Regions from separate parts of the Homo sapiens genome. Here region 2 is linked to region 1. A link is a contact called in ENCODE Hi-C data. All regions are on one chromosome and are shown on one strand. The core of a region is the stretch at or near the end of the contact, and the rest is flanking DNA. Distances in the headings are between cores, read along the strand shown.

The links. A loop is a pair of places that touch in the nucleus more often than their neighbours do. Pooled maps may share reads with other maps.
Region 2: a pooled map shows a loop between it and region 1 (23-fold over the local background). The contact joins the promoter of UBE2I here to the promoter of PDPK1 in region 1. A Hi-C loop is called at or near these places in 1 of 168 maps with a recorded cell type or tissue (ascending aorta), 1 of 37 single-sample maps with no recorded cell type and 10 of 50 pooled maps.

What each region holds. Positions count from the first base shown.
Region 1 is chr16:2,535,177-2,539,826 of GRCh38, forward strand. It overlaps PDPK1 (3-phosphoinositide dependent protein kinase 1), which reads left to right and starts at 2,845. Exons shown (of 14, transcript NM_002613.5): 1 at 2,845-2,960. The coding sequence starts at 2,937. RefSeq lists silencers at 2,352-2,661, 2,772-2,981, 2,992-3,121 and an enhancer at 3,240-3,940.
Region 2 is chr16:1,307,076-1,311,725 of GRCh38, forward strand. It overlaps UBE2I (ubiquitin conjugating enzyme E2 I), which reads left to right and starts at 2,561. Exons shown (of 7, transcript NM_003345.5): 1 at 2,561-2,698. RefSeq lists silencers at 1,630-1,919, 2,410-2,709, 2,910-3,099 and enhancers at 2,130-2,369, 3,071-3,682.

The sequences.
Region 1 (4,650 bases), core at 1,595-4,094:
GGTCAGTCTAGAGATGCAATCCAGGTTGGGATCCTTGCTGGGAGAGCCCTTCCTTCCCTGGCTTTGTAACTCAGGGCCTTCTGGTGTGCACACCTGCAGGGTCCAGGCTGGGCCTGTGCTTCTAGCTTCTCTGTGTCTCTCCCTGAGATTGGAATCCTGGCTCTGTCCTCAACTAGCTTGAAGGGGGGCCCCCAGGAATGGCCCCTTCTGGATTTCATACCCTTGTGTAACCTTGTTTCACTTTTTAAAAGATTTTATTTAAAAAGTTTTTTTTTTGTTAGAGACAGGGTCTCACTTTGTTGCCCAGGCTGCTCTCAAACACCTAGCCTCAAGCAGTGCTCCTGCCTCAGCCTCCCAAAACACGCCCGTTCACTTTCTACCAGGGTTGTGTGTGACCAGCAGATGTGTTGGAAGTGATGGTGTGTCACTTCTGAGGTTAGGTCATTAAAGACGCAGCGGCTTCTATCTTGTGTGTGTTCTCTTTTTCTTGGGCCACTCGCTCTGGGGAAAGCCAGCTGCTGGGGCTTGAAAACACACACGCCTGGGAAGAGGCCGCACTGGTGAGGGACGGAGGCCTCCAGCCCACAGCTGTGGGAACGTGGGAATGAACCTTTTAGGAAGTGAATCTTTCGGCCCTGCTCTAGCCTTTAGATGACTCAGTCCTGGCAGCATCTTGATGGCAACTTCACAAGAGAGCCTGAGCCAGACCACCCAGCCTGGCCTCTCCTGGATTCCAGACCCGCAGGAGCCATGAGTTTCTTTGTTGTTTTACACATCAAAGTTTTGAGGCAATTTGTTACACAGCAGTATATAACTAATACACCAGCTGTAGGGCTTTGGGCACGTTCCTTAGCCTCTGCACCCCCGTTTCCTCCCTCGTGCCATGAGCATTGTAGAGGCGAGTGAGGAACACGTAGACGCAGCACAGTGCCACGCACATGAGGCAGCTTTCCAGCCCCTCCCGGGATGGTTGTGGTCATTTTCTTGCCCCTCCCTGGATGGACCGTGACCTCACAACGTCAGGCCAAGTTATTGCATTCTTGGCCTGAGGTCATCCATTGGCCATAGACAGAGGTTCTCGGCAGGAAAGGGTGAGATAAAGAGAGGGGTCAGTCTCTTTCCTCCAGCCCGGGTCGGGAGAACCGTGCTGGGCCAGGTGAGACATCCGCTGTCTGTGCGGTGTCCTGGGATGAGCCACTGGACCTGACCCATGGGGAGATTTGTCTGTGTCGCCAGAGGGCGAGGGGTTTCCTGGTCTAGCTTGCCTTGGGCTTGGCCAAGCATTCTGGCTGCCACTGGGGCCCCCAGGACAACTGAGAACTGTCCTTTCTTCTTTGACCTTCAGCTGCCCCTCTCTCCCCTGTCCCCTGGTGCCTGCTCAGATGCTTTCTTCTTGTGACCCTTGACCCTTGGCCCTTGGCCCCTGCCCCGAGGCTCCTCCACCCTGGGCTCCGTGTTCTAGAGTTCACTGTGTACTAGTTCCTCAAGCTGTTTGTCCTTCACTGCTTCCGATTTTTCTGTGCATTACTCAAGAACTGCATGGGCATGTGTCAGTATAAAAAAAAATAAAGTTGGCCGGGCGCGGTGGCTCACGCTTGTAATCCCAGCACTTTGGGAGGCAGAGGCGGGCGGATCACGAGGTCAGGAGATTGAGACCACGGTGAAACCCTGTCTCTACTAAAAATACAAAAAAATTAGCTGGGCGTGGTGGCGGGCGCCTGTAGTCCCAGCTACTCGGAGAGGCTGAGGCAGGAGAATGGAGTGAACCCGGGAGGCGGAGCTTGCAGTGAGCCGAGATCGCGCCACTGCACTCCAGCCTGGGCGACAGAGACTCTGTCTCAAAAAAAAATAAAGTTGGCCGGGCGTGGTGACTCACACCTGTAATCCCAGCACTTTGGGAGGCGGAGACAGACAGATCACTGGAGTTGGAGACCAGCCCCTGGCCAACATGGTGAAACCCTGTCTCTACAAAAAAATACAAACATTTGCCTGTGTGTGGTGGCACATGCCTGTAGTCCCAGCTACTCGGGAGGCTGAGGCAGGAGAATCGCTTCAACCCGGGAGGCGGAGGTTGCAGTGAGCAGAGATCGAGCCACTGCACTCCAGCCTGGGCAACAGAGCAAATTTCCATCTCAAAAAAACCAAAAACCCAAAACAAAAAAACACAAAAAAACATTATCGACATTAACAACTACAAGGCGCCCGGCTAATTGTATATTTTTAGTAGAGACAGGGTTTCTCCATGTTGGCAGGCTGGCCTCGAACTCCTCACCTCAAGTGATCCGCCCGCCTCGACCTCCGCCTCCCAAAGTGAGCCACCGTGCCCGGCCGTGAATGTGACTTGATAGCCCAGATTTCCTTCCGTGAACGCTTGTTAGTTGTGAAACTAGCAAAGTTGCGCCTCTGAGTTTACGCAGAGCCGGCTCCGGAATCCGAGTTCCGGGTTCGAGCACAGCTCCGCCGCTACCTCGGGCGTGACCTTGGCCGGAGCCTGGTCCCCTCTGAGCCTCAGTTTCCCGGTCTGGGATGCCGGAATGACAGCTCGCCCCCTGCCCCGCCCAGCCCCGCCCAGCCCCGCCCCGCAGGCCCTGGGATTGGTTCGCGCGAGGTCCCCCTCCCCAGGCGGGGTCGGGCCTCTCCCGCCCGCCAGGCCCCAACCCGGAAATGCAGCTGGAGCGGAGGCGGAGCCCACTAAGGCCGCGGCGGAGCGACGATGGGCGCGGCCAATGGGCGCGGGCGTCGGCTGCGGCGCGACGGAAGTCCTGCCCGGCGCCGCGCGGGGGCGGGGCGGCGCCGGGGGCGGGGGGCGGCGGGCGACGGGGCGGGCGCAGGATGAGGGCGGCCATTGCTGGGGCTCCGCTTCGGGGAGGAGGACGCTGAGGAGGCGCCGAGCCGCGCAGCGCTGCGGGGGAGGCGCCCGCGCCGACGCGGGGCCCATGGCCAGGACCACCAGCCAGCTGGTGAGCGCGCGGCGGCGGACTGGACGCGCCGGTTTGTTACCCTGCCGGGTCCGGCGGCCGCCCGGGTCCGGCGAGGCGGGGCGGCCCGGGGTCCCGAGGGCCGGGTGCCTCCTTACCTGCAGCCGGGCGGCCGGGCCGGGGATGGCGGGCGCCGGCCGAGGGCGCTGCTTGGCTGCGGCGGGGAGACCGGGCCTGGGTTGCGGCGGGCGGCGGCCTGGCCGGGGGCGCTGACAGACGCGCGGAGGGCGGGGGAGGCCGGGAGGTGTCACCCGGCCCAGCGGGGTGGAAGTGCCTGGAAAGTTTGTTTTCGGCTTGGCGCAGCCTGGAGCCGAGCCTCCAGGGTTACCTTTCGGTTCTGTCTGTAGAGGAACCGCCCTGGGCTTCCACCTGGAACGGGGTCCTTGGCGCCTCCGCCTGCGAGAGAAGCAGAAGGTGCAAGTTCTTGCTGAAAGCACCTGATGCTCCTGGGCCCCCTTTTCCAGATTCTTGATGACAGTGGTCGGGAAAACTCGCCTTTCACGGCCCGGCCAAGGGGCATTTGGGTGCTTTTGCTGCCCGTGGCTGTGCTCAGCGTTGTGGGAAGCCCCTGGGAGGCCGAATGTGCAGGATCACCGAGGGGAAAGTGAGCTTGACAGGTAGGAGGGATTTTAGGGGAAGGACCAAAACAAACCACTTGTTGGGTGAAATGTTTTGCTAAAAGTGTCGCTGGTGTTTCTATATTTTCTCTCTATCGCTAAAAGTATCCCTCGTGTTTTTATGTTTTCCATATGCTAAGTTCTACAGTCTGGGGACGACGGTTTAAAAATTTATGCCTTGTATGCGATGTGCAGTGGGTGATGGAAGAACGTCTACATGGCTTTAACATTTGATTTAAAAGGCAAATATTTTAAATGAAGGAAAACCCAAGAAATTTAATTGATCCCGTGTCTTCCAGGATGCGGCTTTTTTTTTTTTTTTTTTTTGATGGAGTCTCCCTCTCGACGCGCAGGCTGGAGTGCAGTGATGCGATCTCAGCTCACTGCAACCTCCATCTCCCGGGTTCAAGCGATTCTCCTGCCACAGCCTCCTGAGTAGCTGGGATTACAGGCGTATGCCACCATGCCCGGCTAATTTTTGTATTTTTAGTAGAGAAGGTGTTTCGCCATGTTGGCCAGGCTGGTCTGGAACTCCTGACCTCAAGTGATCTGCCCGCCTCGTCCTCCCAAAGTGCTAGGATTACAGGCGTGAGCCACCACGCCCGGCAGATGTGGCTTTTTGATAGGCGTTCTTGATCTTTTTTTTTGTGGGGCGGGGAGTGGGGGGTTGTGAGTCTGTTTGAGAACCTGAGGAAAGGTATGGGCCCTCTTCTGAGAAAAAGGCAGAGTGACGCTGAATTTTGTAACTACGTCAGGAGGCTCTTGAACTTTCTGCAGCTCACTCGTGGACTTTGTAGAGATGCGTGTTAAGGAAGAAGGTTCAGCTGAGAAAAATGTTGAAGGGATGCCTTTCGCTATTTCGACATGTGTGGCTGTACACCAGAGTGGCCCGGGTAACATAAAAACATGAATTAGGCGGATTGGCCAGGCTCAGTGGAGGCTGGGGCCGAGAGTTATGTCGAAGTTTGTGAGGTTAACCTGCACCCAGTGACAGTCATGGCGAAATTTGTGAGGTTAACTCGCACCCAGTAACGCTGTTCCAATGCAAGGTGTGT
Region 2 (4,650 bases), core at 1,311-3,810, 1.2 Mb before region 1:
TTGAACTCAGGAGGTGGAGGTTGCAGTAAGCCAAGATGGCGCCACTGCACTCTAGCCTGGGCAACACAGTGAGACTCCATCTCACAAAAAAAAGGAAAAAAAAAAAGCAGATTCCCAGGACCTCAAGGCTGGGGGCCAGGACAGCAGGTGTCTAGACAGGCCACGGAGGCTCTGAGCCTGGGAGTTGCAGCCAGGCCAGGCCCCCGCTGGTCTTGGTGGGACAGGGCTGTGCATGGCTTCCAGGGACTGGATTCTGGGGGAGGCTGCCCCTGCTGCCCTGGACCCACATCCCCACGGCTGCGCCTCCCAGGCAGGCAGACCCAGGGTGTGTGGCTGCCCCTCCTGCTGCAGGTGCCTGACAGGGAAATGCCCGCTGGGGACCCTGTGGGAGGTGGTGGGGGAATGAGTGAGGGAGGGAGGGAGTGAATGAGTGAAGGAGGGAATGAGTGAGTGAGGGAGGGAATTAATGCATGAGTGAGGGAGGGAATGAATGAATGAGGGAGGAAGGGAATGAGTGAGGGAGGGAATGAATGAGTGAGGGAGGGAATGAGTGAGGGAGGGAATGAATGAGGGAGGGAATGAATGAATGAGGGAGAGAGGGAGGGAATGAGGGAGGGAGGCAATGAGTGAGGGATGGAATAAATGAGTAAGGGAGGGAATGAGTGAGGGAGGGAGGGAATGAATGAATGAGGGAGGGAGTGAATGAATGAGTGAGGGAGGAAGTGAATGAGGGAGGAAGGGAATGAGTGAGGGATGGAATGAATAAGGGAGAGAATCAGTGAGGGAGGGAGGGAATGAATGAGTGAGGGAGGGAATGAGTGAGGGAGGCAGGGAATGAATGAGGGAGGGTGGGAATGAATGAGGGAGGGAATGAATGAATGAGGGAGGGAATGAATGAATGAGGGAGGGAGGGAATGAGGGAGGGAGGGAATGAATGAATGAGGGAGGGAATGAACGAATGAGGGAGGGAATGAATGAGGGAGGAATGAGTAAGTGAGGGAGGGAATGAGTTTGTGAGAGTGGGAATGAGTGAGGGAGGGAGGGAATGAATGAATGAGAGAGGAAATGAGTGAGGGAGGGAATGAGTGAGGGAAGGAATGAATGAGTGATGGAGGGAATGAATGAATCAGTGAGGGAGGGAATCAGTGAGGGAGGGAATGAGTGAGTGAGGGAGGGAGGGAATGAATGAGAGAGGGAATGAGTGAGGGAGGGAAGGAATGAATGAGGGTGGGAATGAATGAATGAGGGCGGGAATGAATGAATGAGGGCGGGAATGAGTGAGAGTGAGAATGAGTGAGTGAGGGAGGGAATGAATGAGTGAGGGAGGGAATGAGTGAGGGAGGGAATGAGTGAGTGAGGGAGGGAATGAGTGAGGGAGGGAATGAGTGAGTGAGGGAGGGAATGAGTGAGTGGGAATGAATGAGTAAGTGAGGGAGGGAATGAGTGAGTGAGGGTGGCAATGAATGAGTAAGTGAGGGAGGGAATGCGTGAGAGAGGGAAGGAATGATTGAGTGATGGAGGGATCGAATGAATGAGGGAGGGAGGGAATTAGTGAGGGAGGGAGGGAATTAGTGAGTGAGGGAGGGAATGACGGAGTAGGGGAGGGAATGAATGAATGAGTGAGGGAGGGAATGAATGAATGTGGTCACTCCCCGCGGTCCCCAAGCACCCGGACACCGTGACCTTGGCTGCGGCCCCGCCGTCGGCGAAATGCGGGCGGGGGGGCCGGGAGAGCCCGGGGGCCAGCACGGTCGCGCGTTGGCGAACGGACTGTCCCGCGCGCTCGCGGGTCTGGGGGCCTCCCGACCCGGTCCTGCTTGTTGCGTGGGCGGGAGGGGGGACCGGAAGCGCCCCTCCCCCACGGGCTCGCCCCGCCCCCGCCGCTCGCGGTCCCCCACGTCCCGCCCGCGCCCCGGCCCAGGGCCAGCCCCCGGTTTAGGGAGCATCCACACTTCTCCTCCCGTCGGTCATGCTCGCATTCGGCCTTTTGTACGGGGTCAGCTCATTGGGCGGATGAGAAGGTGTCCCCGCCTACCGCCCCGAACTGGCCAATTGCAAGGGGTTTCACAGGGCGCTGAACTCGCGGGAGCGTCACCGTCCTGCGACGCTTCAGAGGATCCTTAGGCCTCAGTGGTCTTTGACCCCCGGCCCCAGGACCTGACCCCAAGGAAACCTCCGGGACCTGTGGCTGGAGAGGTGACCGCCAGGCATCCGGGGAGCCTTTGGAGATCTCGGCTTCCTTTTTCCCCCGCTGCTTGCCGGCGTGTCCTCGGGTGGACGCGGGCAGCCCGAAGGGGAGTTTACAGACGCTCCCTCACATCGGGGACGCGGCTCCTTTAAGGGCGTAGGTGTCCAGGGCGCCGCCTGACTGGAAAGTCGCCCCCCGGCCGGGCTCCTGGGGCGGACCCGGGGCGCGGGCGCGCGGCGGCGGGGCGCGGGCAACGGGGAGCGCTCGGCGGCGCGGGAGGCGCTCGGGGCCGGGCGGCAGGAGCGGCGCGCGAGGCAGGCGTGCAGAGGGCAGCCCCGCGTTAGGCCCCGCCCCGCGCGCCCCGCCCGCGCCAGGGTCCTCGGAGCTGCTCTGGCTGCGCGCGGAGCGGGCTCCGGAGGGAAGTCCCGAGACAAAGGGAAGCGCCGCCGCCGCCGCCCCGCTCGGTCCTCCACCTGTCCGCTACGCTCGCCGGGGCTGCGGCCGCCCGAGGTGAGCGCGTGCGGGGGCCGGGCCGGGGCCGCGGGGCGGGGGTCGGGCCGAGGCCTCTACTCCTGTTGGGCCCGGGCCCCCGACTGCCCCGCGCCCCGCCCCGCCGAGCCGGGCCCCGCGCCGCGGCCGAGCTTTCCGGGGAGCCCGAGAGGCCCCGCGCTCGGCGCCGGCTCGGTCCGCGCTGCTGGCGCCGCTGGGCTGCGGCCCGAGCGGCCGGGCCGCCGCAGGCCTTCGGGGCCGGGGCTCCCCCACTTCGCCCCCGAGGTGCGCCTGGCGCGGGGCCGGGGCAGCCACCTGCAGCCGGGGCCCCGCGAGGCCGCGCCTTCCTCCTGCGCGGGGAGCGGCTTCCGGGGTCACGGTCGCCCCGCGGACGGATAGGATGGGCCGCGGGGGGAGAGTCTTGGATTGCAACATCGCTGGCTCGCGGGGGTGGGGGCCGGCGAGCGGGCTTGTTTTCGGTGCCTTAAAACCAAAACAAGTGTAAGTTTTCTTGTGCCTCTGAAGATGCTCCGCTGGCGCTTGCTGGGGCCCTGAACGTGAGCGCCTCGCTGGAGGGGGAGTTTTATTCTGTTTTGGACATCTCTTTTTATCGGTTGAATAGTAGTTGGTTCTGGTAGTTAACGTGCGTAGGAGGAATGTAAGGGAATGATTAGTTGGGCTTGTGATCGTGGCCTGTAGTCACGCTTGAATCGCAGAATGAAGTGGTTTTGTTTGTATAATTGGAAGTTACGCTTAGTTTCTCTGTTTGCAAAGTGCCTGTCTTTGGGGAGTTCGGTTTGTTTCCTTTTACAGGACCTACCCCAAGTGTTTCTTGCTCTTCAAGAAACGTTGCCTTTGGGTAGAGAACCTATGCAACGGAAGACGGGACGGATCCTCAGTTTGCCCTGATTGCTCATTCAGAGAGGTCCGTTCCCTAGGCCACTGGGTGATTGCTGGTGTGCGCTTGTATGGTGTCTCAGGGTTTGGGATCTTGCTTCAGAAACATTCTCGGGGCCTGGGGCAGATCAGGTGCGGCCAGGTAAGCGTCTCCCGACTGCAGGTGCTTGGGTCTTGCAGAAGGGAATACCTCCCCAAGCCTGGGAGAGTTTGCATTTGGGTGCAGGAGGGCCTTTAAAGGCTTCTTGTGCCAGCCTGTCGTGGCGACCACCCGTTGTGGAGATCAGTGCGGTGGAGTTGTGGGAGGTGAGTGCTTTGCTCACCCTCAGCCAGGAAGTTGCTCTGAAGTCGGTGCTGTCAACCAGCAGAGCAAGGCGGTGATCCGAGAAGCTAAAGCTCAGCCGGTTGCGGGCGCCCAGCAGGAGGACAGAAGGCAGACTTTCGGGCCGCTCCTGGAGTGCCCGGCCCTGTCCCCGTTTCTGCAGTGTCTGGGCCTTGCCTGGCTCTAATAGATGAGGGTTGTTTTTGTCTTTGCATCATAAAAGTTTCTTGCTCTGAAGCGTTTAGTAACTACTAGCCGTTCACTAAGTGCCTATCTGTGAATTTGGAAGGGCAAATTCGATTTTCAGCGGAATTTTGAACGCTTGATCTGTGTTGTGATTACATTGTAACAGATTGGCCGCTTTCTCCAGAAGGCCAGTAGGAGGGGGTGCAGGGGGAGGGGCCTGGCTTCTGTCTGGGACACGGTGGGTGTGCACCTGTGGCTCCTTGCCCTGGCGGTGCAGTGCCTGTGAGACCACCCCGTGGTGCTGAGTGCTTTGGGGCAGGGGACACAGCAGCAGCAGCCAGGTCTTGGCAGGAGGTCTCGCAGGACCACCCCTCACGACTTCTCACACCTGAGACAGCAATAGCTAGGTGCTGGGACGGGGGCCTCTAGGCGGCTCTGTCCAGTCCTCAGCAGGAGGGCTGCCTGTGGCAGGGTCCCAGGCCCGTCTGGCCTCTCTGTGGCCTGGCCTTGCCTGGCTGTGAGGATAGCCTTGCCCATGGTCCTTCAGTGTCTGGAGCACTGGCCTGAG